Regions from separate parts of the Homo sapiens genome. Here region 2 is linked to region 1. Evidence: read pairs that join two places in POLR2A ChIA-PET (ENCODE). Cell type or tissue: Caco-2. All regions are shown on one strand. Each heading gives the region's core, and the rest is flanking DNA. Links, peaks and the distances in the headings are about the cores only.

Evidence for each region. ChIA-PET counts read pairs that join two places held together with the same protein. Peaks named below come from ENCODE experiments on the same cell type or tissue, not always from the same donor. Only the 100,000 strongest peaks of a DNase experiment are listed, where the experiment ranks them.
Region 2: POLR2A ChIA-PET joins it to region 1 with 14 read pairs; 2 of 35 experiments call an interaction of 5 or more read pairs at or near these places.

The regions. Positions count from the first base shown.
Region 1 is chr16:67,420,158-67,435,609 of GRCh38, forward strand. HSD11B2 (hydroxysteroid 11-beta dehydrogenase 2) reads left to right here and starts at 10,964. Exons shown (of 5, transcript NM_000196.4): 1 at 10,964-11,356. The coding sequence starts at 11,092. It overlaps LOC124903702 (a long non-coding RNA gene), which reads left to right. Exons shown (of 2, transcript XR_007065093.1): 2 at 5,222-6,374. RefSeq lists enhancers at 777-1,348, 4,068-4,662, 7,858-8,392, 8,393-8,927, 15,329-15,452 and silencers at 909-1,203, 10,633-10,682, 10,903-11,082. In Caco-2, for the core only: a CTCF peak has its summit at 8,153 (motif pointing right); DNase peaks (open chromatin) are centred at 8,174, 10,754, 10,874 and 11,334; H3K4me3 peaks cover 2,304 bases.
Region 2 is chr16:67,592,504-67,607,955 of GRCh38, forward strand. All of the region lies in intron 2 of CTCF (CCCTC-binding factor), which reads left to right. Among named protein-coding and RNA genes, the nearest start is that of CTCF, 38 kb to the left of the region's middle. In Caco-2, for the core only: no CTCF peak of the experiment used is centred there; no DNase peak of the experiment used is centred there.

The DNA.
Region 1 (15,452 bases), core at 5,903-13,902:
TGTTTCAGCAGCAATAGGAAATGGATACAGTGGTTTGCAAACAGGGTTAAGTGCACATATATATGCCCAGTGAAAGCTGTTTTCAATTGAAACAAAAATCCAAGAGACAGCTCAGATTCCTTTGACATCTTTTATTTTTTAAGCGGGCGGGAGGGGGGTGGTTGGGGGGGCAGGGGATGAGTTCTCTCTCTGTCACACAGCCTAGAGCAGAGTGCCGTGATCTTGGCTCACTGCAGCCTCCGTCTCCTGGGCTCAAACGATCCTCCCACCTCAGCCTCCTGAGTAGCTCGGACTACAGGCATACACCATCACACCTTGCTCGGGGTTTTTTTTGTTTTTTTTTTTTTTTTGTACTTTTGATACAGACAGGGTCTTGCTATGTTGCCCAGGCTGATCTCAAACTCCTGAGCTCAAGCCATCCACCCACCTCAGCCTCCCAAAATGCTGGGATTACAGGCATGAGCCATGGCGCCTGGCCTCCCTTGACATCTTTTTGCATGACTCCAAGCCAGGTTCTGTGAGAAGATGATTCTCTCACCCCAAATCTGCTTTTGAAAAGCACAGGCAGTTTGATCATGCTTTTTTTTTTTTTTTGAGACGGAGTCACCCAGGCTGGAGTGCAGTGGCGCAATCTTGGCTCACTGCAACCTCCACTTCCCAGGTTCAAGCAATTCTCCTGCCTCGGCCTCCTGAGTAGCTGGGATTACAGGCCTGTACCACCACACCCAGCTAATTTTTGTATTTTTAGTAGAGTTGGGGTTTCACCAGGTTGACCAGGCTGGTCTCGAACTCCTGACCTCAAGTTGATCATGCTCTTTCTGAGTCTGTCATCCTTGTGTGGTCCCCAATCCAGAAGCTGACACTGCACAGGGCATCACCGACTGAGGAAAGTCACACGTTGCCTGGCAGGTGCCAGAGAAATCTTTCTAAATGTGAAAACACCACCTCATCAGCCTTGCTTAAGAGATTCCAGGGCTCCCTTTTGCCTTTAGGATCAACTGAAATGACAAAGTGTGGCTTCCAATGCCCTGCTGGGCAGGCTTCTGGTATGTGGAGCTTCTTCCTGTCCTCTGTGACGATTCTGCAGCTCCTGGAACTGGCAACATCTGTTTTCACCCTCAGGCTTCTTCCCACAGGGTTCTCTTTAACTTGTGCTGTTCCAGCTCCTCCCGACAACACCCCCTCCCCAACCTGGCCAATTTCTATGAAAACTTGAGACCATTTTATAGAAGTCAGCCCCTTGGGCAGGACTTGTTCCTAGCCAGAGCTGCAGCCAGTGATTCGCAAGGGAGGTCTGCCCAGGATAGAACAGCCAAGGGCCACAGGGAGAAAAAGGCCAATTGTGGTTTTCCAGGTGTGCACACACACATGTGAGCTGACTTACAGGGCTCCTGGGAGCTGCCAGAGGTGACTCCACAGGGACAAAGCTGGATCAGCCCACCCTGGGCCTGAACCAACAGATACGTCCATAATTAGAGCCAGTGTGATCCCAGGGTTCCGGGCACTCTTCACCTGTCCCAGGGCAGGTTAGTGGTTCAATCTTCATGGTGCCAGTTATAAGATGGTGACCTTGGGTAATTTTTTTTTTTGAGGCGGCATCTTGCTTTGTCACCCAGGCTGGAGTGCAGTTGCACAATCTCGGCTCACTGCAACCTCCACCTCCCAGGTTCAAGCAATTCTCCTGCCTCAGCCTCCTGAGTAGCTGAGATTACAGGTGCCCACCACCATGCCTGGCTAATTTTTGTTTTTGTTTGTTTGCTTGTTTGTTTTTGTTTTGCTTTTTTTTTTTTTTTTTTTCCTAGTAGAGACAGGGTTTCACCATGTTGGCCAAGCTGGTCTCCAACTCCTGGCCTCAAGCGACCCGCCCGCCTCAGCCTCCAAAAGTGCTGGGGATTACAGACGTGAGCCACTGCACCCAGCCATAAATTCTTCAACTTTAATAATCTCAATTTGCTTGTATTTGAAATGGGGGTAACAATAGCTACTGCCTAGGGCTGTGATGAGGCCTGAAAATGTGGCCATGCATATAGAGCACCCAAAGAGTGCTCGATGGGTAGTAATCACTGGTGCCTCCCATCCAGACCGTCCTTGTCTTTCTACCAGGAAATGATGCTGTCCGCATCATCAACGAATGGAAGTAAATTTAATTATTAAATTAGACTGGGTGGGAGATGATCAGCCACAGCTCTCGCTCTCTGGGCCCACTTCGTCTGGGTCACAGTACCCTCTCCAATGGGCCCTGGATGACTCAGCCCATCCACTTGGCGTGTCTTCATGGCCACCAGCATCTCTTGCCCTGGCTTTCTGACTGGCTCTTGATTTCCACGGGGGCCCTCCCTGTCCCCGTCCCCACCCCTATCAGTCCATTCTCCTTACAGCCTGTGGCTGTCTTAGAACAAAAACAAAATTTAAAAAATCCACGCCAAGCTGATTCTTTTACTTCCTGCTTACAACCCTCAACAACACTCCCCACTCCTTAGGGAGAGGTATTTCCATATACCATGAAATTGGAATAGAAACCTCCTCCTCACTGTGGCCACCGCAGTCTCCAAGACCTTGCGTGCCCCCTGGCTCAGGCTGACCACAGCTCTGTCTATCCCACGGCCTTTGCATTTGAAGCTCACACTACCTGGAAACTTACTTCCTCTGGGAAAGCCCTCTGTGGTCCCCAGAATAGAGACCATCATTCCCATAGCACCGTGGGACTCTGCTTTCTCGTTCCTTCTCTCTGGGTCTCCTTGATTGTGTAATGATCTGATAAGGGCCTGTCCCTCCAGTCAGACAGAAGAGGAGGGAATTATTATTCCTCCCACAGGGGAGGAATAATGTTTGTATTGTTTACTATTGCTTCCCTAGCACAGAGCCCAGAACATACTAAGCACTCAAGAAATGTGTGTTGAGGCTGCTGTAATCCCAGCACTTACTAAGCCCAGAACATACTAAGCACTCAAGAAATGTGTGTTGAGGCCGCTGTAATCCCAGCACTTTCGGAGGCCAAGGTGGGAGGATTGTTTGAGCCCAGGAGTTCAAGACCAGCCTGGGCAACATAGCAAGACCCTGTGTTTACAAAAAATTTAAAAATTAGCGGTGCATGATGACGCATGCCTGTAGTCCAAGCTACTCAGGAGGCTGAGAAGGGGAGGATCCCTGGAGCCCAGGAGTTCGAGGCTGCAGTGACCTATGAGTGACTGCACCACTGTAGCCTGGGCAACAAAGCAAGACTCTGTCTCTAAAAATAATAATCATAAAGAAAGAAATGTGTGTCAAACACGTGAAGAATAAAAAAGGATAGCGCTACTTATAGGAATTCTTCTGTGAAGCCTTGTGTAAATAACCAAATTATTTTTGTGTAAAAATGGACTTTCCTATATTATCCCACCTCTTCAACATAGTAAATCTATTTTTTCCATGTTCCTTGTTAAGCTTTTTGTAAAATTTGCTGCATTCAAGGCACTTTCCTCCCATTAATTTTCTTCCCTGTTAAGTGGTTTTTACGACCACTTCATGCTTTAAGCAAGAAGTGCCATTTAGTATTTAAAATATTCTCTCAGCTTTCTTGGTGAGATCTTTGGCAACCTTCCTACTGTTGATTGTAACTGGTGCGACTTGGAACACGATGTCACTCTTCCAGAACTCTTCTCAGACCTAGATAAAACTTACTCTGTGTCACCAGTTGGGGACAAGGTGTTTGGAAACAGTACCTTATGCAACAGAACTGCTGGAGGGCCGCCCCTCAGAGGCAAATGAAATAAAAATCATGGTGTGTGGAAAATGTGCCCGCAGAGTCCCAGGAACCAAAGATTTTAAAGCTTCTCTGCCAGTAATTCAGTTTTTATTTTATGTTTCTTGGAAAACTGAAGTCTTGTGTTTACCACGTGTCACCTAAGATGCAGAAAGGGGGAAAAAAGTGATCCTGGTTGGTGAAGATTTCCATTTCAATGGCAGCCTGGTCCAAGCTGTTCTCTTGCAACTGACTCCCGCCTCTCCCCCACCAGCCCCCTCCCGCCCCTGCACAGGCTCCCTGGGGAGGGGTATTTCCTTTCAGTGTGAAATCTGTCTTTTTGCTCGCTCATTTCTATGGGGAATGGCACATCCATGCAAAGTTGTTGGCTGCTCTTATTTTATTTCAAAAATGTGCTGGCCTCAGACACCTGAAGTTTTCCTCGAATACTTTAAAGCAAATTATGTGCAGGAACCTCTCAGACCTGCTCTCACCGGAATTTCCTTTGAGTGTTCATATCTCAGAGCCTTATGTAACCTGACACAATTATCTGAAAAAGCTTGGAATCCAAAAGAAAGGTGTTCTGAGCTAGGAATGAAGGTCAGAGCTGGGAAAGAAGTGCTCTCCCTTGCCTGGGGACTGGGTCACACTTCACTACGACAATGCCCAATTCACGTTCCAAAGAAAAAATACTAAACCTCTGGCAGGGTGACCAGTGGGTACACTCGCCTCATTTCTCTGAACAAGGAATCGCTTAATGAGGGCTCCCGGGGCATTACAAAGCCTTGGACCTGGCTGGCGGTTAAAAATATTTCGATAACCACCTCCAGCTTCTGGCCTTCCCAGGATGGAAGCAGGAGTGGCTTGGGCCCCTTTAGGAGAATAACCCCTCCGCTGACTGCAAAAATCAACCCAGCTGGACAGTTGGGGTCTCGTGCCGGAGGTCAGTGCTGCAAATGGGGTATAGGTGGGGGTCTGGAATTCACATTTTTATACCAAGTGGTTGGTCTAGGTGATTTGACTCAAGCCTGGCCCAAGACTCCCCCGCCCCAGCCCACTCCCAACACAAGGCGGAAGGAGAGCGAGGACATTAACTGTAAGTACAGACCTAAAACTGGGGGCAACCAGGAGATGACCCCGCATTCTGGAAAGCCCTCAGGCCAAGAAGCTCTTTTTCTTCTTGAGAAATATCAACCCTGCTCGATATTTGCATACCAGCGGTGAGGGACCTCCACGGAGCAGAGGCACCACTCATAGGTGGTTGACTTTTCAAGGAATTCGCTGGAGAAAATTGTACGCAAGGCTGTGAACAAAACCCCCCTCCATCTGGTTTCAGTTTATTTAAAAAAACAACACACACAGTCCTCCCCACCAGCAATCAGAAGACAGCCACAGCTTCCCCAGGGGGCGTATTAGCCACCAGGGGTGGGGCTGAATTATGTATATGCAAATAAATTAAAACAGCCAGCCAACAGCAACTAATTTTTGTATCTTTTGCAGTTGTTGTGCCAAGAAAAGGCCTGAATCAGGGTGATGGAAGCTGTAAGGAGACAAGTTTGGAATGAGTTTTAACAATCAAGTTGCCTCAATTCCGTCGTTGGGAGACTTGTTTTTAATCGAGCAGCAAATAGCAAAAGGTCGGTAGCCTTATCCTTATGTATAGGATAAGGATAATGATAGTACCTACTTCATAGTGATGACGTGAGGATAGTAAATAAAATAAAGACCAAGCAAGCTAAGCACAAGGACTGGCATGCCACAAACACACAACCACACTGGAGGATACAAGACGGATCCTAGAAGGATTTCATCCAGAGTCAGTCAAGCTCTCCCTCCAAATGCTCTCAGCTGAGGCTTGCTTTCCGCCTGGGACTGGTCCAGAAAGCCCTGCAGAACATACTCTCTCTGTTTCCCAAACTCAAGGACCCTAATCCCCAAACATCTGCCTTTAATCCTGGAGACAGTAAAAGTTCGGAGGAGGGTGCCAGACACAGGCTGAAAACACAAGTGATGCTCCTGGCTTTCTGTGTCTTACTGCCTCCCTCTCTGGTAACTGGAGGGGAGGTTTCCTTCAGTTCCGTAACTGAAGGGCCTGGTTTCCAGGTGCCCAGCCCAGATGGGATAGCTCTGAAAAATGGTGGAGGCAGGGGCGAGTTCAGTTCATGCCTAGGGTAATCAGAGGGGAGTCGGCAACCTCCAGGGCTCCCACGCTACAGGAGCAACATGCTGGAGCCCACAGGCTTCCACCTGCCTTGGGGCTCAGCCTTTGCATGTTCAGGGGTGCCTCAAGCTCAGTTTGTTTGAACAGACCTCTGCTCCGTCCCTCATCTGGATGCAGGAACAAGACTCCCAGCCTCAAGAATCACTTGAAGCCAGCAGTTCAAGACCAGCCTGGGCAACATAGTGAGACCCCTGTCTCTACAAAAAATTTAAAAAACAATAGCCAGGTGTGGTGGTGAGTGCCTGTAGTCCCAGCTACTACGGAGGCCTGAGATGGCAGGATCGCCTGAGCCCAGGAGTTCAAGGCTGCAGTGAGCCGTGATTGTGCCACTGTACTCCAGCCTGGGTGACAGAGCAAGACTCCATCTCTAACTAAAAGTAATAATAATAATAATAAAGTAATAATCATAATAAAATTTAAGAGTGATAATAATAATTTAGTCAGCCTCCACTCTTCCCCAGATCCATTTCCTGTCCACCTGGGATGGGGGTCTCATTTGCTCAAAACCATTCCAAGCTCTCCTTTGCCCTCAGGATGAAGTCTAAGATGCCACAGGTGACCAACACAGCCCCGTATTAACACAGTTCTCAAGAGCCCAGACTTTGGGTTCAGGTACACCTGAGTTTGAATCTTGGGGCTGGTCCAAGACTCCAACGCAAGTGGAACTTGAGAGCTTGAGCAATTCCCTTCACCTCTGGAAGCCTCAGTTCCCTTGAATGTAAAATGGTGATAATGACAACTACTACAAAGGCTATGATGAGGTATCTGCACCCAACCCAGGGCTTGGGACACAGCAAGAGATTTGGAGGCCAGTGCATGGCATGAAGATTGAGGATGTGGTGGGGCACGATGGCTGCCAGGACCAGCTTTAGACATGCTGAGGCTGAGGGGCCTATGTGTGTCCAAGGGAAGTGTCCAGGGGCAGCTGGACATGTGGGCCTGTGGTCAAAAGGGAGAGCTTGGCCAGAAAGCAAGCAGGGAGGTCGCCAGCATGTGAGTAGAAAGATGAGCTCATGGTGTGGGGAGGGCCGAGGGTGAGGCCTCTACAGCCAGAGCTTCACCCACAAGGAAGAGAAGCTGGAGAAGGAGGCTGAGAAGGAGAGGCAGTGAGGTCGGAGGAAACCCGGCAGCCGTGGCTTCGCAGGCACCCAAGGGAGACAGGGCTTGGGGCAGGAAAGAGAGGTCAGCAGGGCCGAGGCTTTGAAGAGGCCAAATTAGCTGAAGCCAGAGATGAGTCTATGGGATTTGGGGACTAGGGGGTTACGATTGGGAGCTGGTCCCAGGCAAAGGCTGGGAGGGGAGAGTGGTGATGGTGATTATGGACAACTTTAGAGAAATGCAGCTGAAAACAGTAGGAGAAAACACAAGAGAGATGCTTTTTTTTTTTTTTTTTTTTTTTTTTTGAAACAGAGTCTTGCTCTGTCACGCAGGCTGGGGTGCGGTGAGTAGTACAATCTCGGCTCACTGCAATCTCCGCCTCCCACATTCAAGAGATTCTCCTGCCTCAGTCTCATGAGTAGCTGGGACTACAGGCATGCATCACCATACCTGGCTAATTTTTGGATTTTTAGTAGAGGCAGGGTTTCGCCATGTTGGCCAGGCTGGTCTCGAACTCCTGACCTTAGGTGATCCGCCTGCCTTGGCCTTCCAAAGTGCTGGGATTACAGGCGTGAGCCACCACGCCCAGCCACAAGAGAGATGCTTGTGGAAAGGGATACGGGCTTGAGGTTCCCAATGGGTGAGGCTAGCGCCAGTACACTTGCTGCTGGGGCCAGTAGTCAGTTGCTATATCTGTGGTGCCCAGCACAGGGCCTGGCATGCAGTAGGAACTCAATACAAGTTTGTTGTCTTTGAGGACAGGGAGCAATGGGGTCTAGGACCCTGGCCACTGGCAGGAAGAGGGACCCTCTGCCATTCTGCCAAGAGGAGGCATGGTGGGGGTGAAGGCGTGAAGCAGAGTGCAGGGCAGGGGCTCCTTGGGAATCTGCAGCCTCTTAGCTGCAGAGGGAAGAGGAGGTGACAAGTCAGTGCTGAGTGCTCTGCTCCAGGAACCCAAGTACAGTCAGAGGACAGAGCGAGAGGGCTCCTGGAGTCTGCCACTTGGTACCCCCTACTGTAGACATCTGTTCCCCTCTCCTCAACCCAGCAGCCGGTGGGTTACCTGGTCTTTAGCTCCTTCAGAGCCGTGCTCTCCCTACACGGCCAGCAGAGGGTACCAGTGAGCTGCTGGACTCCGCTGGAGGAGACCAGAGCCCGCCTGCCCACCCCTTTGTCCTCCAGAGCCTGGGGCGTGCTAAGGGTTTGGTTAACCAGGTTTCTGACCAAGGCGGGTTGGAGGCTGGGACAAAGGACTAAGGGAGGCTGTGGGCTGAGGGCTTAGGGGCCGAGTGGCTCAGGTGCTCTGCTCCTGGTCACCCTTCATTCCTCTGCCCTGCCAGGCCCTGCTTTATCTGTTGAGGCTCCTGCCCACTGCCCCTCTCCGCTTCTCTTCCCTGGAGGCCCCTGACAGCCTAGACTCCTGCTTCTAGCAGAGGCTGGTTTTCTGCCCCTAGGCAGGCACGACTTGGCAACAGGCCTCAGACAGGGCTGGGCCAGCTTCTGCCAGCAATGACTGCCCTAACCACCTTGTACTTCTAGAACGTCTCCACCTAATAAGGGATAAGGGGTCAGTGGTTGAGGAGGCCACAGGAGCTGGAGCATAGGTCCTGGGAAGGAGGAGGCTTGGACTAGGAAGTGGGATGAATGGGCAGGGGGAGTTTATATAAAAATGTGGCAGATGGTCCAGTCCCACCAAGACCCAAATCCCATAAGACTAATGGCTCTGCCTGAGGTGGCACGAGGTTCCAGAAGCTGAGCTGGAAACACCCCCTTCCTCATCCTAACCATGTTATACTCTTCAGCCAAACGCAAATCCCAACATCGCCTCCTGGCAAGTCTGTCCCCATGGTGGCCTTCACGGTTCCTTCCCAGGACAGTGTAGGACCCTGCTTCTGCCTCTTTCCTTATCTTGCCTTCCTGCCCCATCCCCCTACTCTTCAACTCCTGCTTTAGCAAGTGCTGGTTCTATCTGTGTTGCCTTGACCTTGAAGGCTCCCCAGGACCCTCATCTCAGCTTCTACTCCCTTCCTCACTCCAAGGGGAAGACTCCAATGGACTGAGGCTGGAGAAACCACAGCCAGACTCTTGGTGTGGTGGCTAAAGCTGGGGGGTCTGGCCAATCCAATCTCTACAGCTCAAATCAGGAAGTCAGGCCAGGGGTGCTGTGTCTGCCTCCAAGCCTGGGCCATACATTCACCGCAACAGGAATCAGTGACTTTGGAAAAGGAATGTTTCCCTGAGTTTCTAGAGGCAGGATGACCCAGACCGAAGGACAGAGAGTTACCAGAAACACACACAATGCACACAAATGTACTCACTTGCACACACAGGGTCATGGCATAGGGAGTGACACAACCAAATGGCCTGGACAAGCCACAGAGTCCCATGGACACAAGTGCTTACAAACACAGGCACACAAGGTCATGTACCCAAGGTCAGGCACACACACCCTCCTCATTCAAGTCCTGCCTCCCAGGTCTGGGGCTTGCCTGTCATCTGTCCTTAGGAGGAGGGATAGGTGGAGGCACAGGAGTGGCTCAGGGCAAATTGGTCCTCCACCCAGAGACTCTCCCTTTAGGTGGGTCTGGCTCCCAGCCTCCCCTGAGATTTCCCTGGCTCACCAGGGGGCTGTGTCTGGTGGCAGAGAGGGCTTTGGAGGAGGCATTGCCCTGAAACCCTGGCAGAGCCTGGGCACCTAAGAGAGAATGAGCAACAGGGCTAGGAAGTGTGACAGGGAGTCCACAACCTCCCAGGATCTTGGGAGGGCAGGGATGAGGCACTGAGCACGGCCTGGAAGCCCACGGGAAGCAGGGACCCCTCTGTCGAGGGCTACACCTACTGCTCTCAGCATCAAGCCTGCAGCCAGGTACTGGCACCAACTCCCAGTGCCTGGCAGAGCCCTGGCATGGATGCTAGGCACAGGGTGCCAGACACGGGGGTGGGCAGGGTGGGGGGCCACTGGGCCACACACAAGCATGGAGACCTTCACACACGCAGGCAGAAAAATCCACCCACACTCATACCACTTATTTTACCCCCTGGGGGTTCAGGGGAGCAAGGCAGGGACCACCCTGTCCTAGAGGCTGCCTTCACCGACGTCCCTCTGGCCTGGCTCTTGGGGTTGGCGGGGGTGGGCCATAAGTAATGGGAGACCTAGGTGCTTCCTCTGACACCCCACCCTCCACTGACCCCCACACACATACATTTGTGAGGCAGGAAGTGGGGTTGTGCGTCCCCAGGTTTAAGCCCTGGAAGGAAAGGGAAAGACGGGGCAGAGACTCCAAGAACCGGGAGCGGTCGTCCTGTTCCCCCGCCAGCCCCTGTCCCAGGCAGGTTTTGTGGCCGCGAGCTGCTCAGGGGTGAGCGCGCCTTAGGGTGTGTGCGCCAGGGACCTGGCGCAGCCGACCACGTGGGAGTGCGGCGCGTGTACGGGCGCGGGCGGCAGCGGCAGCGGCAGCGGAGACCGGGTGAGCACCGGCTGGTTCCTCGCGGTGTTCCTGCAGGCTTGGCGGCCGCGGTGGTGCGATCAGCAAAGGGCACCGGGATGCCGGTTGTGCGTGTCCTCAGGTGTCCCGAACAAGCGTGAGTGGCATGTGCTCACCTGAGCGCGGCGGCTTGGCGGCCCCGGGCGTGTGGGTGGGGGCGCGGCGGAGAGCTGAGGCCGGGCACCCGGGCTGGACCGACGGGCCCTCTCCCAAGCACCGCCCGCAGCCAGGCGGCTCCTCGAGCGCAGCAACTTTGGGACTTTGTTCCGGCTTTTTCCAAATCGAATCTGGTCGAGGGGGCGGGGCGGGGGGGGAGCACCTGCCCTGCGGGGGGTGCCGGGAGAGAAGTGAAGGAAAGCCCCGCCCCCGCCCCTCCCGCTCCCCGCCCTCTCCCCCGCCCCCGGGGCTCTTCATAAGCTCGGCCCGAGGGCGAGCAGAGAAAGCGAGTGTCCCTCTCGCGCCCCAGGCCGGTGTACCCCCGCACTCCGCGCCCCGGCCTAGAAGCTCTCTCTCCCCGCTCCCCGGCCCGGCCCCCGCCCCGCCCCGCCCCAGCCCGCTGGGCCGCCATGGAGCGCTGGCCTTGGCCGTCGGGCGGCGCCTGGCTGCTCGTGGCTGCCCGCGCGCTGCTGCAGCTGCTGCGCTCAGACCTGCGTCTGGGCCGCCCGCTGCTGGCGGCGCTGGCGCTGCTGGCCGCGCTCGACTGGCTGTGCCAGCGCCTGCTGCCCCCGCCGGCCGCACTCGCCGTGCTGGCCGCCGCCGGCTGGATCGCGTTGTCCCGCCTGGCGCGCCCGCAGCGCCTGCCGGTGGCCACTCGCGCGGTGCTCATCACCGGTGAGTGCGCGGGTCGCGGAGCGCGGGGACTCCAGGCTCGAGGGCGGGACTGGACACTCAACAGGACTGACTCCCCATGGGCACAGCCAAGGCGGGCTCCTCAGCGCAAGAGTGGGAGAGTTCTCCACCCCTGGGTGCAGGGAGCGAGCCAAATAGGGAGCGCCGGGCACCTCCCCAAGCCCGGGTTCACTACCTGCCGCTGCGGGGAGTGTTGGAGGGAAAGTGAGACAGGGAGTGGGCCGGTTCGAGAAGGAAACTGACTGGTGGCTGAGAAGAGGGAACCTCCTGGAGTTTGAGAGTTTATGCCATTCCCTTCCCCAAGAGAGCAGTCTCAGGGGACTTCGGAGGCCTTGAGAAGGGAGGATCGTTACCCCTTGAACTCTGCCTGACATCCCCACCTAAGATACCCATCTCCCATTCCTCGGGCCAGAGGGAAGAGCTTAGATGGGGAACTTCCCCACCCCACCCATCCCCCACTGGCTGGGATCCTTGGAGTTCAGAAAAGCTAGAGGTCACCGTGAGGGGCAGCTGGACATTCAGCTGTCTTTCTGTCTAGCCACCCACTGCCAAACTGCTGAGGCAGTAGTTTGGAGCCTACACCCAGCACCCCACCCCCAAGCCCTCCTGGTCCTCTGTGCCCAGGAAGGAGCTCTTAGAGAGCTGGGCTCAGGTGCCTCTGGCCGCCTAGCTGAGCTCCTTTGTCTGGAGCAGGGAATAAATCTGTCACCAGAGGGAGGGAAGGGGAAGGGGGGGGGGGGCTGGAGGCCCGCCGGAAGTGGGGAGGGGGAGAAAGGCCAGGGGGCACTGACTCCATTGCATCGTGGGAGGAGCAGCCTGGTCTCTCGCCAATACCCACGGCTTTGGACAGGTGCTCCAGGCTTTGTCCTTGCGCTGGGCCTTTGCTGGGGCAGCCAGCAACCTGGCTTCTCAGAGACCTCGGTCTAGTAGGGGCCCTGTGTGATCAGATGGGGCTGGGAGAATTTTCCGGAGGAGGAAATCCTTGAGTGGGGCCTTGGAGCATGAGTGGAGATAAGTGGAGTATGAAAGGGATCTCGGATCAGAGAAAGGATGTGGGACAAAGGCTTAAGGCAGGAGTACACACGGTCTCTGTAGGGGACAGCCAGTCTGGGTGTGGGGGTGGGGAGAAGGGGATATGAGGTGGTTTCCTTGGGAGGGGCCATGAATCAGGTAAGAAGCCAGACTGCTGAGGCAGAGTAGGGGGGAAGGAGGCACAAGGGCCTTGCACTCCAGCAAAGATGGTAGAGATGGGGAAGCATTCGGGCTGGACAGGAGAGACCCAGGTTCCAGGCGCAGTGTGAAGCCTCAGCAGACCCCAGTTTCAGAGGTTTGAGGAAGGAAAATCAACAGACACCCCGGGTATGAAGTAGGGGCCAGGTTGTGGGCTCTGCCTCTGGGGACAGGGCAGATCCCTTCCTGCTTTATTTGTGAGCCACCTCAACAGGACCCAGGCCATCTGCAGGTACTAGTGGCCTAGCTGGGTAGTCTTTCCTGAGGTCTCACCTCAGGCCTTTGTGCTGCTGCTGTTGCTTCTGGCCTTGAGCCTGAGAGAGAGGTGAGAGGAAGGATGCTTTCTCTAACTTGGGCTCCTCCAATCTCTGGTTGCAAAGCTGGGGTTGGGGGAGAGAGGACCACCCAACCTGCCCTGTACAAGCATCAGTAAGACTCCAAGTTTCCCAGGGCCCGAACACTTGGGGGTTGTCTCTCAACACCCGGCTGGAAGACAAGTAGGTAACCAGGTTCAGCCCCACCTGCCAAGAACACTGTGTTTTGGGCCTGGCAGAGCTGCTACTCCCCCTCTCCCTCCTAAGAATGCCCAGAGAATCACTTGCCAAGGCTACTCCTGGAGCTCAGCTGTGGGATCAGGGTTTGGGCTGAGGATCAGGTGCCTGTGTGCACACATGTGCACATGTGTGTGCCAATGGGTGGTAGGGATTGAGCCCGTTGTGAGAACATCCAGCCAGGTTGGAAGTGTGTACAGGTATCTGAGGGTGTGCACGTGAGCAAGAGGGTGTGCAAGATGTGGGTGACTGTTGGGACCACAGAGCTGAGGCCTGTGGTCAGCTCAGGTCAGAACTGGGAGGTCTGTTTCCCTTGGGAGGACCTGTCTGCTCTGAGGGGGACCCGGACAAGTGCACATATGCATGTGTGTGTCTACACACACACACACACACACACACACACACACACACACACATATGCTTGCCTCCCTCTCCAAGGCAGACTTGCCTGGGAAGTACCCCTCCTCAGCAGGAGCTCGAAGACCCCTGCCCAGTGCTGTTTTCAGTAGAGGGAGTGGAGCTGAGATGGGGAGACCGTACTGAGCGGTCCAGGAGTAGGGAAACAGAGCTGCTTTGCAGCTTCTGTTCCAGAAGATGGGGGTTGGGGGGCGGGGTTGAGGGCCAGGGGTGGGAGCAGGAGCAGAACAGAAAGCCTCCCTGCTCACTGGCCTTTCCCCTTCCCTCACTGGCTGCCCATGGAGCCAGGATCAGCATGGGAACAATCAAGGAGGCAGGGGCTTATCAGTACTATGGACCCCTACACTGGCTCTGCCTGGTGGTTCTTCTCTTCGCATACCAAAGACAGAAATTAAGCCTCCAAGAGTGGTAACTGACCTCGGTCACACTTGGTGGGTGTGGGAAAGGATTCAAATGTAGGTCTGTTCTCTTCTTCATCTATCATGGTCCCTGTCCTGGAGGCAAGTCGTCTGGGGCTCAGAAAACACCCCTGTTGCCACTGATTGGAATTCCAAGGGTCTGGGTGAAGTGGGGATGGGCCTCCAGCTTGCCTCCAGCCTGAAAAAATAGTAGAGGGTGTTGAGGCTGGGAAGGGAGGTGGGGCTCATGTTGTACAGGGCCTGAGCCAGGGAGCTTGGGCTTCATTCTGAGTACTGTGGCAGCCCTGGGAAGGTTTGTAGCACAGAGGGATATTGTCATTTTTGGAAAGATCCCTTTGGCTGCTTAGGTAGAGAAGGGCTTCAAGAGGGCAGGAAGGGACAGGACTACAGAAGGGGCTGCTTCAGAGTCCAGATTAAGGAAGGAGAGGCCTGGGCAGTCAGAAAGGAAGAGAAGCCGGATGTGGTGGCTTGTATCTTCAATCCCAGCACTTTGAGAGGCCAAGGTGGGAGGATCACTTGAGCCCAGGAGTTCAAAACCAGCTTGGGCAACATAGTGAGACTCCCATCTCTCCAAAAAAATTTAAAAACCAGCCAGGTAGACTGGGCGCAGTGGCTCACGCCTGTAATCCCAGAACTTTGGGAGGCCGAGGCAGGCAGATCACGAGGTCAAGAGTTAGAGACCAGCCTGACCAACATGGTGAAACCCCGTCTCTACTAAAAATACAAAACTTAGCCAGGCCTGTGGTGATGCGCACCTGTAGTCTCAGCTACTCAGGAGGCTGAGGCAGGAGAATCGCTTGAACCCGGGAGGCAGAGGTTGCACTGAGCTGAGATCACGCCACTGCACTCCAGCCTGGGCAACAGAGTGAGACTCCGTCTCAAACAAAAAAAAAAAAAAAGAAAAAACCAGCCAGGCGTGGTGACACAGGCCTGTAGTCCCAGCTACTCAGGAGACCGAGGAGGAAGGAATGCTTGGGCCCAGGAGGGGAGGTTGCAGTGAGCCAAGATCATGCCACTGCACTCCAGCCTGGGCAACAGAGCGAGACCCTGTCTCAAAAAAAAAAAAAAAAAAAAGAGAAAGGGAGGCTCCTACTAATACTGTGCCTGTGCCTGTGAGCTGTGGCCTGAAATCAAGAAAGCAGAACCACACTGGGGCCTGGGACTGTCCCAGACCTGACCTGTGTGAATTTGGGAAGCAACTTAGCATTACTAGGCCTTAGTTTCCTCTTCTGTAAGCCACATTAGTGGGGTAGCCACGGGGAGTCAGGCAGATGACAGCTGTCACAGAGTTACTGCCCAGGGCTCAGCTAGAGGGACACAGCCTGCCAGGGATGGGCCTAGGGAAGGAGTTAGGGTTGTTGACTGCTGGTGGCTTGGTTTGCAGGGGCCTGGATCCCATCCAGACCCTGGTGATTCTGGGGTTGTCTCAGGCTAGGCTGGGCCACAGTGGAAGTTCACTGA
Region 2 (15,452 bases), core at 2,544-10,543, 170 kb after region 1:
GAGACCATCCTGACCAGTATGGTGAAACCCTGTCTCTACTAAAAATATAAAAATTAGCCGGCATGGTGGCATGCGCCTGTAGTCCCAGCCACTCGGGAGGCTGAGACATTAGAATTATTTGAGCCCAGGAGGCGGAAGTCGCAGTGAGCCAAGATCGTGCCACTGCACTGCAGCCTGGGTGACAGAGTGAGACTCCGTCTCAAAAACAACAACATCAAAAAAAGATACTTACAGAGGCCAGGCGTTGGTGACTGGCTCAACGTCAGTAATCTCAGCACTTTGGGAGGCCGAGGTGGGTGGATCACTTGAGCTCAGGAGTTTGAGACCAGCCTGGCCAACATGGTGAAACCCCGTCTCTACTAAAAATACAAAAATTAGCGGGGCACAGTGGCATGTGCCTGTAGTCCCAGCTACTTAGGAGGCTGAGGCAGGAGAATCGGTTGAACCTGGAGGCAGGGGTTGCAGTGAGCCGAGATCGCGCCACTGCATTCCAGCCTGGGTGACAGAGTGAAACTCCATCTGGAAAAAAAAAATTTATATATATATGTATAAATGTTTAATATATATTTTATATTTATATATTTGTATATCTTTTTTATATTTTAATATATGGTTTTTAATATATATTTTATACATATAAAGAGAAAGGTGCAAGGTATCTTCTGTTCTCTTAAAATTTTTTACAATTTCAACTTTTATTTTAGATTCGGGGGTACATGTCCAAGTTTTTTTGTGTACATGGGTATATTGTGTGATTATGAGGTTTGGGGGTACAATTGTTGCTCATCACCCAGGTAATGAGCATAGTACCCAATGATTAGTTTTGCAGCCCTTACCCCGTTTTCTCCCTCCCCCTCCTAATCCCTAAGGCCTATTGTTATGTTTATGTCCATGTGTACCCAGTGTGTAGCTTCCACTTGTAAGTGAGAACATGAGATACTTGGTTTTCTGTTCCTGCCTTAATTCGCTTAGGATAATGACCTCCAGCTGCATCTGTGTTGCTGTAAAGGACATTATTTCATTCTTTTTTATGGCTGTGCGTTCTCTGCCTTCTTATGATGTCTGAGGGTTCGTATCAACCTCTGTTAGGCCATTTGTTAGGTACCCTTCATGTTGACTTTCAGAATTTCTGTGGCTTGTGAAAGTTCATGGGGTCTTAGAGCTGCTAATGTATTTCTTACCAAGAGAATGCAGATAGACTTCTGATCTCCCCAGGAAATAAGTTGGGGTTTTTAGCAATCAGTTGCCCCTTATAATGGATAGTAAGCAGTATATTAAAAAGTTGTGGGTTTAGTTATAAAATAGACTGCTGGAAATCATTCTCTTCTACTGTCTTATTCTCAGTACACATGGATTATTCCTAGTATAATAACCAGTCTACTTAACTGACTAAACTCTGCAGTGGTGAGTATAAAAGGTTGTTTTGGTTGTTTTCCTTTGGAAATTGTCTGACATATTTGCTATGTAGTCATAATCATAGGTGATAAATTACTAAACCTTAATATCTTCAAAAATTAGTGTATTCACAATTAGCTTCCATTTTTACATGGCAGGATTTTAAAAAATCTAACCTGTAATTGTGTTTTTGGGAATTTTTATTTTTCTCTATTAAGAAGTGACACAGGCTGAGCATGGTGGTTTATGCCTGTAATCCCAGCACTTTGGGAGGCCACTTGAGCTTAGGAGACCAGCCTAGGCAATACAGTGAGATCCCATCTCTGTAAAATAAAATGAACCAAGTATGGTGGCACATGCTTGTAGTCCCAGCTACTTGGGAGGCTGAGGTAGGAGGATCACTTGAACCCAGGATGTCAAGGCTGTAGTGAGCCTTGATTGTGCCACTGCACTCCAGCCTGAGCGACAGGGTGGGACCCTGTCTCAAAAAAAAAAAAAAAAGGTGTAAGAATTGACACAGGCTAGTTGCAGTGGCTCATGCCTATATTCTCAGCATTTTGTGGGGGATGAAGTGGGAGGATCCCTTGAGCCCAGGGGTTCGAGAACAGCCTGGGCAACATAATGAAACTTTGTCTTTCAAAGTTTCTAAACTTTGCATCACTAAAAAAATAGTGATGCGTAAAAAAACTTCGCATCACTAAAAAAATAGTGATGCAAAGAGAGCAATAAAGGTAAATTCGTATACTTAGGCTTTCACTTAGCATATAAACAGTGTTTTGTTTTTCCATGTTCCCTTCCTGCTCTTGTCCTGTGCAGGAACCATCTATACCTGTTTCATCTGACAAAGTCAGTGAGAATTCCTGTTTGTCTAACACTGTTTTGTATCCATTGCTGTAGAGACTACAGAAACAAAAGGCATAGTTACTGCCCTTAAAAAGCTAATACTGGGGGAAAAACACATAGAACATTATGCTACAGTTAAAACTTGTGGTCAGTTTGTACTGGTCAAGGTTGAGATGACTTTGATTTAGAAGGTGACTTGAGCTGGGAAGGGACAAGACATCAGATACTGATATAGAAGATGCCCAGCAGGAAATAGTCAAAGGTGAGGTTGGGTGGGTGGAAGGGAATGGGAACAAACTGTACAGAGCTCTGGGAGCTAAGATGGAGAATTTGGACCTGATTCAGTCAGCATCACCAATCATGAATTTTTGGAATTTTTGAGCCTCATTTCAGGAAGGTTTAATGTGGCGTCAATATTCTGGATAGAACAAGACTGGCCAGCCTGCAAAGCTGTTCTGTCTCTTCCTACCACCCTCCCCCACCCTTCCTTTGACTCACCTCAAACTTCTGGGCCCAAGCCATCCTCCTGCTTCAGCTTCTCAAGTAGCTGGAACTATAGGTACAAACCACCATGTCTGGCTTGTTCTGTTTCTTTTTTACTCTTTCTCCTTCATTCCTGGATTTAGTCAGTCACCAGCTTCTGTCAACTGATTGTACCTTCATCGTACAGAAATCCAGTACTTTATCAGAGAAGTCATTTTTGTGGGGAAAATTTATCAAAGGTTTAGATAAGATTAGATTCTAGGAATCTAATTAGAAAGCTAAGAAGCCAAAAAAGCATATATTGTTGAGTTAACCATGTTGAATGTCTTCTTGGCTGGCGGTATAAGGATACAGAGGATGGCAGTTGGCACCATGCATGTATTGTTTCATTGGGTTTTTATGATAGCCTGTGAAATGGGTACCATTTCCTTATTTTATAGAAAAGAAAACTGCAGCGAGAAGGTAGCATATCTCACCCCAGGTCACAATGCTAATTAGAAAAACCAGAATTGGGATGCACGTCTCTGACTCTTAACAGTGATTCCATTCTGCCTCTCCTGTCCGCCCTCCCTTTTTAAATATAGAACAAACATTTTCTCCATATTATGTATTAAAGCACTATTTTTGATGTCTACGATTCACACCACCAATTACCTTCAGTAGAATTGTGCTAGTTTCACTGCACCAAGGACAACATTGGGGAGTATCTTTCTTTTTTTTTCTTTTCCTCTTTCTTTTCTTTTTTTTTGAGACAGAGTCTCTCTCTGTAGCCAGGCTGGAGTGCAGTGGCATACTTTCGGCTCACTGCAACCTCCACCTCCTGGGTTCAAGCAATTCTCCTGCCTCAGCCTCCCGAGTAGCTGGGTCTATAGGTGCACGCCGCCATGCCCAGCTAATTTTTGTATTTTTAGTAGAGACGGAGATTCACCATGTTGGTCAGGATGGTCTCGATCTCCTGACCTCGTGATCTGCCCGCCTTGGCCTCCCAAAGTGCTGGGATTACAGGCATGAGCCACCATGCCCAGTCTGGGGAGTATCTTTCAAAACAACCATAGCAGTTTAACAGAGGCAAATGCTGTCACATTATTTTAGTTTAGCATTTCTTTTACTATTAATGAGGTTTGGTTTTTTTCTTATTCATCTGCCATTTGTGTATTTTCAGTCATCTATTTGTGTCCTTTGCCCAGCTTTTTCTTTCAGTGTTCATCTTTTCATTGTAAATTTTACAGTTATACATATGATAAAGAGGTTAATCCATTGTCATAGATGTTGCAGATATTTTTTTCATGGTTGGCCATTTTCTTTTTAGTTTTTGTTCAACATGTTTTTGTCATACATAATTTTATTTTTATTTTATTTTATTTTATTTATTTATTTAGAGACAGAGTCTCGCCCTGTCACCCAGGCTGGAATGCAGTGGCACGATCTCGGCTCACTGCAACCTCCACCTCCCTGGTTCAAGCAATTTCCCTGGCTTAGCCTCCCTGAGTAGCTGGGATTACAGGCACATGCCACCATACCTGGCTAATTTTTTTGTATTTTTAGTAGAGATGGGGTTTCACCGTGTTGGCCAGACTGGTCTCAACTCCTGACCTCAGGGAATCCACCCACCTTGGCCTCCCAAAGTGCTGGGATTACAGGTGTGAGCCACTGTGCCCAGCCTGGAATTTTTAATTTTATTTTATGGTGCTTAAAATCTCAATCATTTCCTCTGATTTCTCTTATTACTTAGGCTTCTAAGCACAAAGCCTTCCTCATTTTTAGAAAGCTGTTCACCTTTTTCTTTTTAAAGTTTTGTGTGTGTTTTTGTTTGTTTTGTTTCATTTTGAGACAGGGTCTCACTCTGCCGCCCAGGCTGGAGTACAATGGCACAATCATGGCTCACTGCAGCCTCAACCTCCCCAGGTTCAGGAGATCCTCCCACCTCAGCCTCCTGAATAGCTGAGACCCCAGGCGCACACCACCATGCCCAGCTGACTTTTTGTATTTTTAGTATTGATGGAGTATCTCCATGTTTCCCAAGCCAATCTCGAACTCCTGGGCTCAAGCGATCTGCTGGCCTTGGCCTCTCAGTGTTTGAATTACAGGCGTAAGTCTCTGTACCTGGCCACTAATGCTTTTTTTTTTTATTTTGATACAGAGTCTCGCTCTGTTGCCCAGGCTGAAGTGCAGTGGCGTGATCTTGACGCACTACAACCTCCACCTCCTGGGTTCAAGCAGTTGTCTGCCTCAGCCTCCCGAGTAGTTGGGATTACAGGTGCCCGCCACTAAGCACAGTTAATTTCTGTATTTTTAGTGGAGACGGGGTTTCACCATGTTGGCCAGGCTGGTCTTGAACTCCTGACCTTATTATCCACCCGCCTTGGCCTCCCGAAGTGCTGAGATTACAGGCGTGAGCCACCACACTTGGCCCTGCCAATGCTTCTTTGTTTCATACAACAGATACATTCCAAATGGATTAAAGATAACTTCTGTTTTTTTCCTACATAGTTAACTGTTTTTCTGGTACCTTTTATGCAGTAATTCTCTTTTCCCTACTGATTTAAAATGACAGCTTTTTATTTGCTAGGCTTTGTTTCTGGATTCTCTCTTCTGTTTAAATTGTCTGCCTATAGTAGTAACAGTACCACATTATATGAATTATGTAGCTTTATGGATATAGATAATAGTGTCGCTACTTAGTGAGGTTTTTTAAATGCCTCCTGGAGGAGTTTGGGGCTGGAGGGGAAGGGTTGTTTTCTTTTTGGTTTTGTTTTTCTTAGTTTTTTTTTAGACCATGTCTCACTTTATTGCCCAGGCCAGAGTGCAGAGGCATGATCACTACTCACTATAGCCTTAACCTCCTGGGCTCAGGCGATCCTCCCAGCTTAGCCTCCAGGTAGCTGGGACTACAGGCATACACCATCACACCTGACTAATTTTTTAAAGTTTTTGTAGAGATGGTGTCCTACTGTGTTGCCCAGGCCTGGTCTCAGACTCCTGTGCTCAAGCAATCCACTCTCCTCAGCCTCCCAAAGTCCTAGCAGTCAGGTGTGAGTCACTGCACCTGGCCAGTGGAAGAGTTTTATAATCTTCAAATAGACCCTGCACATTTTCAGTTCACGTTATTCTTTTTCTTGTATCTTTTTATGTTTATGTATATTTTCCTATATTTATTTAATAGATTGTATATACACTTTCAAGTTTATAGCCCATCTTGTTCCAGAAAGAACTTGAAGAAATATTTAGGAAAGACAGATAATAAGTGATATAAATAAACCAGAAAATACAAATTATAATAGAAAGTTATTATTACATGGTTTGAGAGGCAACAAATTAATCAAGCTGTAGCCAGCTAAAAAAATGGCAACATGATCCTGTTACATAGGTTTCACAATGAAAGAAAAAAATTTCCTTGAAGAAAAGCTTTTCCAAGTATTTAACTCCCAGTGCAATTTCTCCCACATATCTTTTAGTGTAAGCTAAGGCATGATGCCAAAGTGAAACTCGATAAAAGCAATTCTGTAGGGGATAAGGCCGTGTGGCCCAAGTATACCCAGCTTTCTGATGGTCTGGCATAATTCTGGGATAAAGCCTAGACTAGAATGCTGAATTCCACAGAGAGGTCAAGTCAGATGAGGACAGAAAAGCCTCGGTGGATTTACCAATTAAAGGCCATTGCTGGCCTCAGAGCAGCTCCGTAAAGTATTGGGGATCAGAAACCAAACTGGTGAGTGGAAAGTAAGGAAAGAATTAGAGACAGCAAGTGTTAAGTTGAGCGTGGTAGGAAAAAAGAGATGACAGATACTAAATCGTGCATTGGGGTTGAGGGGAGTTATAAATGGGCAAGATTTAAGCAACATAGAGCTAGCTAAGAAGTGGCTGAAGTGGCCGGGTGCGGTGGCTGAAGCGGCCGAATGTGGTGGCTCACGCCTGTAATCCCAGCACTTTGGGAGGCCGAGGCTGGTGGATCACGAGGTCAGGAGATCGAGACCATCCTGGCCAACGTGGTGAAACCTCGTCTCTAGTAAAAATACAAAAACTAGTTGGGCCTGGTGGCACGCGCTGGTAGTCCCAGCTGCTCAGGAGGCTGAGGCAAGAGAATCACTTGAACCTGGGAGGCAGAGGTTGCAGTGAGCCGAGGTCGTGCCACTGCGCTCCAGCCTGGGCAACAGAACGAGAATCTGTCTCAAAGAAAAATAAGTGGCTGAAGCAAGAGGAGGAAGAACTGATCCATGCCCCCTAAGGATACAGGCCTCTGGGGTCTCTGTGTTGGAGCCTAGGCCCTTGCATCCTCACACTCACCATTCAGCAGGGGCAGAGAAGCATTAAGATGCCAGTTTTCCTTCCTTTTAGCCCCTCATCCCCGATTGCCTGGATTGTTCTTCCTCAGTCTGGAGGAACCTCCTGTTCATCATCTACACAGAAGTTGACTGAATAATAAAATTTTTTTATCTAAGCTTCACTTTTTCACCTAGATGATAGAGAAACACAATAAGGATCTGGTCTTAGGAGCTCCATTTTATGGTGATACCACAGTCCGGACGACTAAACCACCCACTTTGCCAAGCTCATTTAGTTGGTTAGTGATGGATTGGGTATACTGGAGTTTCTGTTTATTCCCTGTCCAGTGTCATTGAGTTGAAGGTGACAGCCAAACATTAGTAGATCCTTTAGGCAGTGAAACTGGGATTGCAGATATGGATTGGAAAGACCTCTGTGTAGAAACAGTGGAAGTTAAAAGGCTAGTGTAATGGGCGGCTACGGAGCCTTGGTGTGCTCAGGGGGGCTGGTGAAAGAGTACTCAGAGACGAAGGGAGCTAAGGGAGGAAAGAGGCTTATGAAGGAATAGGATGAGTTTCATCTTGTCAGATGCCAGAGAAACTGAGATTTAGAAAGAGGGAAAGGCCCTTGGGTTGACTCTGGTGGTTCTTGATGGATGGTACCTGTGGGCCAAACAAAGGGGCCGCAGAGGGCTAAGGAGGGAGTTGAGTCCTTTTTAGTAAGGACAGATATTTAAATTTATTATTTTTTTTATTTTTTTTATTTTTGAGGAACAGAGTCTCACTCTGTTGCCCAGGTTGGAGTTCAATGGTGTAATCTCAGCTCACTGTAACCTCTGTGTCCTAGGCTCAAATGATCCTCCTGCCTCAGCCTCCCAAGTAGCTGGGGTTACAGGCATGCACCACCATGCCTGGCTATATTTTGTAGAGATGGTGTTTCACCATGTTGCCCAAGCTGGTCTCGAACTCCTGGACTCAAGGGATCTGCCCACCTCAGCCTCCCAAAGTCCTGGGATTACAGGTGTGAGCCACCATGCCTAGCCTGGCTAATGTGTGTTTTTTAAAATTTGTTTTTAGAGATGGGGTCTCCCCATGTTGCCTGTGCTGGGCTTGAACTCTTGGGCTCAAGTGATCTACTTCAGCCTCCCAAAGTGCTGGGATTACAGGCTTGAGCCATCACACCTAGTCATAAGGACAGATTTTTTGAGATAGAGCAAAGCCATATATAGAAGTGTATATAAATTCCATATATAGTATGATTTCATATATATACAAAATATATACCTTTAACTGAATAGCTGAGAAAACAGCATCAGAATATTAGGTGATTTTCGTAATCTGGAGGAAAAAAAATGTGTCCTGTAAGTAAATTAAAACCGCTTTGAGTGATATAAACTTCATTTTGGTGGCGATATTGGTCCACAAAAAATATTTGATGAAACCTAGAAGGCATGGGCGACTCAAGCAAGCATAGAGCCAAAAAATATGTAGGAATTAGAGTGAGTGGGTATGTTTTGTACTAAGAGGAACTGAGTATTTGAAAGCAGTAAAGAAAGGAGATGGATTGGAGCTGCTAGTGTCGGGAGAGGCAGCTAGAAGCGCAGTCCCCAGGGAGTGGGGAGAATGACCTGGTCCAGCCTATTGGTTACTTATTGATTCAGAGGAGAGACTCCCATCGTCTGGAAAGAAAGTAAAAGGAGAGATCCACTGCTTGATGGAATGCACTAAGGGGTGTGTGTGTGTGTGTGTGTGTGTGTGTGTGTGTGTGTTTTGTTTTGTTTTTTAAGACAGAGTCTCACTCTGTCACCGTGTGTGTGTGTGTGTGTGTGTGTGTGTGTGTGTGTGTGTGTGTTTTGTTTTGTTTTTTTTTAAGACGGAGTCTCACTCTGTCACCCAGCCTGGAGTGCAGTGGCGTGATCTCGGCTCACTGCAAGCTCCACCTCTCGGGTTCATGCCATTCTCCCACCTCAGCCTTCCCAGTAGCTGGGACTACAGGCGCCTGCCACCACGCCCAGCTAATTTTGTTTTTGTATTTCTAGTCGAGATGGGGTTTCACCATGTTAGCCAGGATGGTCTCGATCTCCTGACCTCGGGGATGCTCTGAGATTCTGAGCAGTGTATTGAGAGGCTGATGGCTTGCTACTTTGTGTCTGATTTTTCTCTATTAAAAATAGAAGCTATTGCTTTAAGACCGAGTAGATGCTGTTGTTTTGTGGACTTTATGCCATGTGTTTTTTTTCAGTGAGACAGTACTCTGTCAGCTCAACTTCTTGGAAGCACAGTTGGTTTCTATTTGTACTCTTTTGTACCACTTCTTTTTCTACCTGGTTTATAATTCTGTGACCTCTTTTAGGTTGGACTCGGTTGTTTACAAGCAATTTTTTTTTTTTTTTTTGAGATGGAGTCTCCCTCTGTCACCCAGGCTGGAGTGCAGTGGCCCAATCTTGGCTCACTGCAGCCTCCGCCTCCAGGGTTCACGCGATTCTCCTGCCTCAGCCTCCCAAATAGCTGGGACTATAGGCACCTGCCACCACAACTGGCTAATTTTCGTATTTTTAGTAGAGATGGGGTTTCACCATGTAGGTCAGGCTGGTCGTGAACTCCTGACCTCAGGTGATCCGCCTGCCTCGGCCTCCCAAAGTGCTGGGATTACAGGCGTGAGCCACTCAGCCCAGCCTGTTTACAAGCAATTTTTAACATTTTAAGTTTTCAAATTCACACCAGAGACCAGATAGAATTTTTTTCCGTTGTCTTCAAGTTGTAGCATCAAATTATATGCTACAAAATCCTGGAGACCCCAAAGATTGTTTTTCCTCTACCAATTTTATTATTGAGGATATTTAAATAGTCTGGGATTATGTAGTGACTCTGGCAGGGTCACCACATTTACATTCACAGCATCTCAATTTTTTGTTCTTTGATACCTTTTCTGAGAATGTCACTCTGAAGTAAATTGGGCTTTTTGTATGTTCCCTAGCTCCAGACATCTGGATTATCATTCCCTTTGCAGGGATACTAACTTTTGGGGCTTTTCAGGGACTGAAAAACTTCTCTTAAAAAGTTTTTTTCTGGGGGCTGGGCACGGTGGTTCATGTCTTTAATCCCAGCACTTTGGGAGGCCGAGGCCGGCAGATTACCTGAGGTCAGGAGTTCAAGACCAGCCTGACCAACATGGAGAAACCCTGTCTCTCCTAAAAATATAAAATTAGCCAGGTGTGGTGGCGCATGCCTGTAATCCCAGCTACTCGGGAGGCTGAGGCAGGAGAATCGCTTGAACCCAGGAGTCGGAGGTTGTGTTCAGCCGAGATTGCGCCATTGCACTCCAGCCTAGGCAACAAGAGTGAAACTCCATCTCCAAAAAAAAAAAAAAAAAAAGAGAAGAAAATCTTAATGGGGAAACAGTAATAGTATAAAGTTAAATTGCAAAATCTAATTCTGTGGGTCAAGGGTGGGACCTGAAGTTCTGTGTTTTTAAGAAGCCAGTGCTGCTGGTCCTCAGACCATACTTTGAATAACAAGTACAAAGTTGTGCTGTCCGGTACGGAAGCCCCTAGCCTCATGTTGCTGTTGAGAATTTAGAGTTTCACTGGTTCAAATTAAGGTATGCTGTAAATGTAAGATATAGCTGGGCACGACGGCACATACCTGTAATCACAGCACTTTGGTAGTCTAAGATGGGACAATAACTTGAGGCTGGGAGTTCAAGACCAGCCTGGGCAACACACCTCTACAAAAAAAAAATTACAAAAAAAGAAAACATTAGGCCGGGCGCAGTGGCTCACACCTGTAATCCCAGCACTTTGGGAGGCTGAGGTGGGGGATCACGAGGTCAGGAGATCGAGACCATCCTGCCTAACATGGTGAAACCCCGTCCCTACTAAAAATACAAAAACAAAATTAGCTGGGAGTGCTGGTGGGTGCCTGTAGTCCCAGCTACTCAGGAGGCTGAGGTGGGAGAATGGCATGAACCCGGGAGGCGGAGCTTGCAGTGAGCCGAGATCAAGTCCCTGCACTCCAGCCTGGGCGACAGAGGGAGACTCCCTCTCAAAAAAAAAAGGCTGGGTGTGGTGGCTCACACCTGTAATCCTGGTACTTTGGGAGGCCAAGGCGGGCGGATCAGGAGGTCAGGAGATAAGAGACCATCCTGGCTAACACGGTGAAACCCCGTCTCTACTAAAAGTACAAAAAATTAGCCGGGCGTGGTGACAGGAGCCTGTAGTCCCAGCTACTTGGGAGGCTGAGGCAGGAGAATGGCGTTAACCCAGTAGGTGGAGCTTGCAGTGAGCTGAGATCGCGCCACTGCACTTCAGCCTGGGCAACAGTGCAAGACTCTGTCTCAAAAAAAAAAAAAAAAATTAGAGGCCAGGCACGGTGGTTTATGCCTGTAATCCTAGCAATTTGGGAGGCTGAGGCGGGCAGATGACTTGAGCCCAGGAGTTCGAGACCAGTCTGTGCAACATGGTGAAACCCCACTTTTACTAAAAATACAAAAAAATTAGCCTGGTGCCTGGTATGAACCTGTAGTCCCAGCTACTCGGGAGGCTGAGGTGGGAGAATCACCTGAGCCCAGGAAGTCAAGGCTGCAATGAGCCATGACCATTCTGCTGCACTCCAGCCTGGGCAACAGAGGAAACCCCGTCTCAAAAAAAAAAAAAAAAAGAAAAGAAAAGAAAATTAATTGAGCATGGTGGCATAAACTGTAGTCCTAGCTACTTGGCAGACTGAGGCAGGAGGATCACTGGAGCCCAGGAGTTGGAGGTTACAGTGAGCTGTGATCCTACCACTGCACTCCAGTCTGGGCAACAGAGCAAGTCTGTGTCTCAAGCATAACAATTTTTTTTGTTAGTTTTGTTTTTGTTTTGTTTGTTTGTTTTTGAGACAGAGTCTCGCTCTGTTGCCAGGCTGGAGTGCAGTGGCGCGATCTTGGCTCATTGCAAGCTCCACCTCCCAGGTTCACACCATTCTCCTGCCTCAGCCTCCCAAGTAGCTGGGACTATAGGCATCCGCCACCACGCCCGGCTAATTTTTGTATTTTTAGTAGAGACAGGATTTCGCCATGTTAGCCAGGATGGTCTGTATCTCCTGACCTCATGATCCACCTGCCTTGGCCTCCCAAAGTGTTGGGATTACAGACATGAGCCACCATACCCGGCCAACAATTTTTTAAATTGATGAAACCTTGAAATGATATTTTGGACATACCAGGTTAAGTAAAATAGATTACTAAAATTAATTTCACCAGGGTTTTTTTTTTTTTTGTTTTTTGTTTTTTTTTTTTACTTTTTAATATGAATTTTTTTTACTTAAAATTACATATAATGTGGCTTATGTTTGTGGCTTGCATTATATTTCTATTGAACAGTGCCAGCCTAGAGAATTTATATTCTAAAGATAATCTGTCTGAACAGTACTGAGTATATAAAATTAATTATAGTTAGGATTATGCTTAGTCTTTTACAATCAGAGGTATAAATGGGATTTTTTTTTTTTTTTTTTTTTTTTTTTTGAGACAGTCTCGCTCTGTCTCCCAGGCTGGAGTGCAGTGGCGCAATCTCGGCTCATGGCAAGCTTCGCCTTCCGGGTTCACGCCATTCTCCTGCCTCAGCCTCCCGAGTAGCTGGGACTACAGGCACCCGCCACCACTCCTGGCTAATTTTTTGTATTTTTTAGTAGAGATGGTGTTTCACCGTGTTAGCCAGGATGGTCTCGGTCTCCTGACCTCATGATCCACCCGCCTTCGCCTCCCAAAGTGCTGGGATTACAGGCGTGAGCCACCACGCTTGGCCTAAATGACATCTTATAATAAAAATACTAGCACTTTGCTCATTTTTAATTTATAGGTGAATTATAAAGCATTCTACAAATGTTCTTTGATCCCCACCTTCTGCGGTAACATTTTTTTATATTTGTCCCCACTGTCATGGAACAGCATAGTAAGAAGCCTTTGCATTGGATGTTGTTGTATTTTTCTCTTGGTTGTTGAGAACAAGGGACTAATGAAAGAAAGAAGGTAATGGAAGAATAAACCAAACTGGCAATCCAACAACCTCGGGAGTTTACCTTGAGCCTTGTTTTTTTCCAGGCAGATGGTGGGGTTTGCTGAATCTGTCCAAAAGTATATGTTGCTTCAAGCCCGGCTTTTGCCCTTAAAGAGCTTTCACACCCAACTGGGAAAATAGATCGTTTTGAGAAAATTTTAAGTGCTAAACTGTGTCCTTATTTTATCAGAAACACATTTGGAGCAAAGTAGTGGCCACAAGAACCTCAGAAAGCTTTGTTGTGCCAGGGATGAGCTGGTGTTGAGAGGAGTGGATCAGACGTAAAGTACAGAGTGAAGACAGGGAGATGACAGTAGGAACTGTGTCTGGATGAAAAGACAGCTTGACTGAAGGGGAGAGTGCTAGAGGGCAAGACATAAATCTGAATAGGTTATCATGGGGTCAGGTACGAAGGGGCTTTGTGAGCCAGAAGGGTGGTAAGTGCATCATGTAGTTTTTGCAAAAGTAGAGACACACTTTTTGAGGAAATTAAGTCTTCTTCTTTGTGAAATGAGTGAATCTTTACTTCTCTGCCCAGAAAGCATAAGTGGTTTTCCATTGCCAGTCATCTGAGGTATTTTGTTATTCAAGACCATCCAAACTATGGGGGGCAACCAGCACATCTTTCACCTGTCTTACTACCCTCTCCTCTGTCCTGTGCTTTAAGCCAGTTCTTTTTCTTACTCATAACTAATTCCCACATGTATTTATTGTACCCAGAAATCCAAACCTTTCCCCTACAGAATACATCCTCTGCCCTCCACTGTCAAACTCTGCCTTTAAATGTCCTGCTCACGTTTCAGGGTTCCGTTCAAATTCCACATTTATGAAGCATTTTTCTATCACACCTGGTTATGTTATCTTTCTCCAAACCTATGTAATTTCACCTTGAACCATTGTGCTACCTATTTTGTCCTTTATGTTAGACAGTAACTCCTAGAATGTAGGACCAGGCCTCCCAAAATGCTGGGATTACAGGCGTGAGCCACCACGCCCGGCCCCTATTTTGCTCTTGTTTAGGTAATGTCATTCTCTCTGTAGTAGTTCTTGTGCTGCCTCTCAGGTGGTCCTGGCTTAAGGAGTCTTCTCTGACTGCTATCATGGATATAATACAATGTTAAGGTGCCTAGACAGAGAATTGGAGAAAAGTGTGTCTAATAGAACTAACAAAAGCTTCGTTTGAGCTGTATTCTTGGCCAAAAATACAAAACACTTCAATGTTTTGTTTTGGGTTTTTTTTTTTTTTTTTTTTGAGACATAGTTTCACTCTTATCGCCCAGGCTCCAGGCTGGAGTGCAGTGGCACTCGGCTCACTGCAATCTCCGCCTCCAGGCTTCAAGCAATTCTCGAGCCTCACTCAGCCTTCCAAGTAGCTGGGATTAGAGGCACACCCCACCACACTCAGCTATATATGTTTTATTTTATTTTAATTATTATTATTTTTTTGAGACAGAGGCTCGCTCTGTTGCCCTGGCTGGAGGGAGTACAGTGGCCCAATCTCAGCTCACTGCAACCTCCACCTCCCAGGTTCAAGCAATTCTTCTGCCTCGGCCTCCTGAGTAGCTGGGATTACAGGCATGTGCCACCACACCTGGCTAATTTTTGTATTTTTAATAGAAACGGGGTTTTGCCGTGTTGGCCAGGCTTGTCTCCATCTCCTGACTTCAAGTGATCTGCCCGCCTCGGCCTCCCAAAATGCTGGGATTACAGGCCTGAGCCACCACGCCTGGCCCCTATTTTACTCTTGTTTAGGTAATGTCATTCACAAGATTTTTGTTTGTTTTTTATTTTTTGTTTTTGAGACCGAGTCTCACTCTGTCGCCCAGGCTGGAATGCAGGGGCACTTTCTCAGCTCGCTGCAACCTCCACCTCCAGGGTTCAAGTTCTTTTCGTGCCTCAGCCTCCCAAGTAGCTGGGATTACAGGTGCACACCACTACGCCTGGCTAATTTTTGTATTTTTAGTAGAGATGGGGTTTTGCCATGTTAGCCAGGCTGGTCTTGAACTCCTGGCCTCAACTGATCCACCAGCCTTGGCCTCCCAAAGTGCTGGGATTACAGGCGTGAGCTACCGTGCCCGGCCCATTCACAAGATATAAGAGCCAAAAACTATGAATTGGCTGATTTGTTTTCTGCTTTCTATTATATATTCAATTTGGTTGGCATTTATTGAGTACTTACCATCCTGGGCACAGTGCTAAAGAGTAAAAACCGTGGCTGGGCGTGGTGGCTCACGCCTGTAGTCCCAGCACTTTGGGAGGCCGAGGCGGACAGATCACGAGGTCAGAAGTTCAAGACCAGCCTGGCCAACATAGTGAAACCCCGTATCTGCTAAAAATACAGAAAATTAGCCAGGTGTGGTGGTGGGCACCTGTAATCCCAACTACTCCGGAGGCTGAAGCAGGAGAATCACTTAAACCTGGGAGGCAGAGG